Linked DNA regions of Homo sapiens: region 1 is linked to region 2. The links are chromatin loops, found by intact Hi-C in ENCODE. Cell type or tissue: heart left ventricle. All regions are shown on one strand.

What was found. A loop is a pair of places that touch in the nucleus more often than their neighbours do. Peaks named below come from ENCODE experiments on the same cell type or tissue, not always from the same donor. Only the 100,000 strongest peaks of a DNase experiment are listed, where the experiment ranks them.
Region 1: it touches region 2 in a loop (4-fold over the local background); 101 of 110 quality-filtered maps call a loop at or near these places.

Annotation. Positions count from the first base shown.
Region 1 is chr12:55,741,726-55,744,225 of GRCh38, reverse strand. GDF11 (growth differentiation factor 11) reads right to left here and starts at 1,104. Exons shown (of 3, transcript NM_005811.5): 1 at 465-1,104. The coding sequence starts at 909. RefSeq lists a silencer at 69-128. In heart left ventricle, no CTCF peak of the experiment used is centred here; DNase peaks (open chromatin) are centred at 185, 595, 885, 1,185 and 1 weaker place; H3K4me3 peaks cover 1,615 bases; H3K27ac peaks cover 684 bases.
Region 2 is chr12:55,938,900-55,941,399 of GRCh38, reverse strand. DGKA (diacylglycerol kinase alpha) reads right to left here. Exons shown (of 24, transcript NM_001345.5): 7 at 2,411-2,485; 8 at 2,095-2,214; 9 at 1,871-1,985; 10 at 1,230-1,318; 11 at 967-1,086; 12 at 678-776; 13 at 420-503; 14 at 75-148. Among named protein-coding and RNA genes, the nearest start is that of DGKA, 9.0 kb to the right of the region's middle. RefSeq lists enhancers at 750-839, 459-959, 960-1,460. In heart left ventricle, CTCF peaks have their summits at 757 and 963 (motif pointing right); a DNase peak (open chromatin) is centred at 969; H3K4me3 peaks cover 659 bases.

The sequences.
Region 1 (2,500 bases), 200 kb after region 2:
TTGGGCACGTTGCGAACGGAGCACGGAGTGGGGAGTTACCGCCAGGGCCACTGGGAAGCAGAGAGCACTGCAGTCCAGCTGGGGCTGCGGGGGTCCTGCAGCCTCCCGATTCTGTTCTCCAGCCTCCCCACCACGGCTTTTCAGGACAGAGTCACTGCCCAGCCCCAGCTTCCCCGGACTCCAACAAGGATCTTTTTAGCATACTGGGGGTGGAAGGCACTATCTCGAAACCCGCCCCATTTCCCCCGCCCCAACCTCCGGGAACTAGGCGTGCATACAACTTTGCAGCCCATCTCCACCGCTCGGAAAACTTCTATGAAGTAGCCCCCGCTCCCTAATTCGTCAAGTTTTCGCAGAAAAAGCTTCCGGGCCGGGGCAGCAGGGAGCGCCCCGCTTGGAGCAGAAGGCGCCCTTCGCGGGGCCAGAGCCAGCACCCCACTGCTCGCGCCCCGCAGCCCACTTACTCTCCTGGGCCATGCTAATGACGGTCTCGGTGGTGGCGTGGTACTCGTCCTCCTCCAGGAAGTCCTCGGGCTGCAGCGCGTCGCCCTGGAAGTCGTGTAGGTCCAGGATCTGCTGCAGCGGCGGCGCCTTGGGCAGCAGCTGCTTCACCACCTCGCGGCTGATGTTGGGCGCCTCCTTGAGCCGCAGTTTGCTCAAGATCTGCGACTTGATGCTCTCTAGGCGCAGCTCGCGGCTGTGCTGCCGCCAAACGCACACGGGGCAGCCGTCCGGCTCGGGCGCCACGGACGGGGCTGGCCGGCTGGAGCGCTCCCCCCCGACCCCCGCCGCTGCCGCCGCCGCCGCCGCCGCCGCCGCCGCCGCGGGGCCCTCGGCCGCCTCCCCCCGGGGCCGCAGCTCCAGGGCGAGGAGCAGGAAGCCCAGCAGCAGCGGGGCCGCGAGCACCATGCTGGAGGGGAGGGGAGGGAGGACTGGGGGGCGGGGACGCCGGAGTCCCGCGGGGAGGGGGCGGAGGGAGGAGGGAGGGAGGAGGAGGGGGTCCGGGCGGCGCGGGATTGGGGGCTGCCCGGCCGAGGGGGGACCCGGGGGGCCGGGGGCGGCGGGCGCGCGGGCGGGGCGGGCGGGCGGCCGGGGCGGGCGGCTGGGGGGGCCCGAGCCCGGGCCAGGCCCTTTATAGCCCCGGCCCCCGTGTCGTCAGCGGCCGCGATTGGCTGCGGAGCCAACAAAAGAGGCAGCGCTGTCATCCGAGGCGAGAGAGGGAGCCGGAGAGAGCCGAGGAATAGAGAGAGGGAGGGAATGAGGGAGCAAGGGCCAGAGAGAGATGAAGAGACAGAGATATGAGGGGGCGGGGGGGCGGATATAGAGGGAAAGTCAGAGCCAGAGAGACCAAGGAGAATCAGAGAGATAAGGGGGAAGAGACAGAGATAGGAAAAGGAGGAGGAGAGAGGGAGAGACAAAGGAGGAAAAGAAGAGTCAGGGGGAAGACGCAGAGGTGAGAGACTTAGCTAGAGAGGGAAATTGTGTGTCTGTGGGAGACACAGAACCAAGAAGGAGGAAGACTGGGACAACTAGTGGGAGAGTTAGAGTGGAGACAAAAATGGGGAGAAGAGGGGTACCACTAGATAGGGGGAGACAGAGGTCTACAGAGCCAGACCAGAAGAGATCGGGGGTCATGGAGATGGGAACAGCGGCAGAGGAACAGAGGACAGAAGAGTGCCCTGGGAAAGGGGTGGGGGGGGGGGTGGGGGGGAGAGAAATCAGGATGGGGGAGGAGAGAGAGGGGCACAGACAGGGAGACAACAAGGGAGCCCCTGAGGAGGCAGGTGCAGGGGATTGGGGGTGGGGGAGAGGAAAGGCAGAAACTCCTGAGAGAAGGAGCCACAAGAGTCAGCCTTGGTGGGAGCACAGAGAGCCCAGGGGACAGAGGTGGAGAACTTGAGACCAGAGGAGCTCTAGCCACCAGAGGTAGCCCAAAGAAGATGCTCAAGGAAGCCATGGAAGGAAGCACCAGGCTAGGCTCATCAGAGGGATTAAGGGGACTAGGAGAGGAAGAGGTCAGGGACAACCTAAGAAGGTGGAGAGGTGATGGGAAGAACTGAAACAGAGGGAAGACATAGAGCTGGGAAGACTGTGAGCTTGAAACTGGGGCTTAACAGGGCTAATGTAGTCAGCCGGCTGGAAAAGGCAGGAGCTAGAGGCCACTGGGGGAAGGGTGAGAGGAGATGGCTGGAGGCTGTTATACTTGGGGAGAAATCTAGATCTCTGGATTTCTAGCTATATCTTTGGATCTGCAGGGTCTTAGAAGTCTGAGAAGGGGCTGGAGGTTGCAAGGGTGAGCATGGGAAAGAAGTCTGCGCTCAGATGCACGAGATGAAATACAGATGTGGGACCAGCCCTAGTCTTCAGGTGTGATCCTGGGCAGTCAGAGAGCAGAGTAAAACAGTACTAAGGTGAAAAAATGTTTTGAATGTGCTTAACTTCTGACTTCAGGTTTTCCAGGCTTATTTCTGGATCTGAAAGCCCTGGAGCAATAGTCAAA
Region 2 (2,500 bases):
TCCCCTTCCACCTTCTAAGTGTTGCAGGCAGGCCCTGCCTCTCATCTTAGAAGACCCAATATATTTCTCCTCACCTTTGCCCCTGCTTCCCGCCACTCTTAGGATTGACAAAGACGAGAAGTGGGTGGGTGTTAGGAACAGGGTCAATCTGCATTGGGGGAAGAAAATAAGGACAAAGAAAGCAGGATTTTGTCAGAGTTAAGGTGGGCCCAGGAGACAGGGGCAGAGGGCTAGCATTCCACCAAGATATTTCCCCCCTCCCTCCTGTTTCCCTCCCCTTCCCTCCCCTACCATGGTGGAGTTTCTGGAGAGTGAGCATCAACCGCTCCCCACCAGGCTCTCCCACTTCATTCCCACCCATGAGGGCTCCAGTGAAAAACCTGCCCCCATCATGAAGCCCAAGACTCTCAGCCCTGTACCCGCAGAGCCTCAGAGGTGCTCAAATTTAAATCATCCATGGTCTTCTGGCTTGTTTTGCTATTTTTACGATCCGGTCCAGAGGCCTGGGAGGGGAAGAAAGTAGAGGGAAGAAAAGCTGTATTGTGCATGAATCCCTAAATAGAGGGGTCTGACTTGAATCCTAAAAGTATGAGCTCTCTATTCTAAATGCCACTCTGTGCGTGTGGGAAATCGGGGAGGCACTCCTGTCCCCTCCCCGCTGCTGCCGAGGGTCTCACCAGGACACTGGGATAGATGGAAGATGGAGGCAGGATGTGATCCCGGAGCAGCCCACAGTCACACTCATGGCCCACCGCTTGCAGGCAGTCATCGTGGATCTGAAAGACGAGGTGGGCACAGAGAGATCACGAAGGTAACCCTGTCTCCTCTCAACCTGGCAGTCTGGGCTGGAAAGAGCCCTTGGGAGCAGGGGCAACTGTGCCTGTAAAGGAGGTGTGGCCGGAGGCCCGTGGAGAAGGCAGCTCTGCGGGGTAAGACGCACCCAGAAGGGATGGCTCCCAAACTGACCTCTAGGTGGCACCATACACAATGCAGCCCGGTCAGACTGTGGTAGATCCGGATCTTTTTCTGACAGCGGTCGCAGCGCCCGGACTCACAGCCTCCTCGCACCCACACATGTGATTGGACCTTGGGGAGAAAGGCAGTTCCTTGTCTGGCAGGGTCTGAGCAGGACCTAGGGGAGGGAGGGGCTGAGGGCAGCAATGGGCCAAGGGCCAGGGCCAGGGCCAGGATGTAGGTGATGTTGGGGGTGGAGGCATGAGATCACTCACACCAATGTCCTTCCGAGACTTGGCATAGGTGCTGACTTCACAAGGCAGGGCTTTCATGGCACACTGGTCGTGAACAGTGTACTTACAGACTGAGGGAGAAGGAAGAAGTTGGGAGGCTTAGCTGAGCCTCTCCCCCTATTTCCTTCTTACCTGAGGGTGAGGCAGGATCAGATATGTGATCCCTTGCTTGAGGGTGTAGCAGAATAAAAGTTCGGGGTGAAGTGCCCACCTCCAAAACCCACGCCTTTTCCTTACTCTTCCTCCTAAAAGATCAGCTGCTACTGCATGCCTGCCCCACACCATCCATGTGCCAGGCAGGAACTGAGCTGGATAATGCTTGGGAGGCCCAGGTCTAACAGCAACAGTAATCATAATAGATATTTTTTATTGCATTTTATAGTATGTGCATGCACCATCTGAAGCACTTTTCTTGCACCAACTTTTTTAATGCTCACAATTACCTCATTTTCAGTTGAGGAAACTAAGGCTTAAAGAAGTGATGTGGCTTTCCCAAGGTCACATAACTAGTCAGTGGCAGAGCCCAGGATTCAAACCTAGGTCTTTTCTAAGTTTACAGCATCAAGCTCCCACAGATAGCTGGGCTGACCCTCTTCCCCTACCTCCCAGCTCCCATTACTCACGGTTACAGCTCAGTCCCTGTTTGCCAAGACCAATGCTTGACTCGCACAGATTGCAGTAGACTGGTCTGGGGAACCTCTTGGGCCTCCACATGTGCTGTCCGTCGTCCTTCAGAGTCTAGGAAGGCACAGTAGATGCTAGGGAGTGTCAAAGCCCTTACAGGGCCAATCCGGGCAAGCATAACCCAAGGCTGTCTTACTCATCCCCCAAAGTCTCTCCTACTCACCATCTCCAGACCCAGCAGCACTAGCAGTGGCACGGTGGTGGCCCCAGCCCGGACCCACTCAGCTTGAGAGACAGAGCCACTGCCATCATAGTCAATCTCTTTCATCATCTCCTGAAGAATCTGAGCACAGAGTGGAAAGGGACTTTCAGTATGAGTGGGTCTTCAGACCCAACACCTCTCCACTGCCTCTTAGGATATCCAGCCCAGCCATCCTAGCCAAGGGAACCAGGTTGCCTGTCAGAGATGAAGTAAGGCAGATGCAGGACTCACCAGGGAAGAAGGTACAAGAAGGGACATGAAGGAAGAGCTGCCTTACCGGCCTCAGCTCAGACACATCCCAATCCAGGTATTCAGCCACTCGCATCATCTGTAGGATAATTTTGTCCACTTCCTGGAGCAAAAAGGG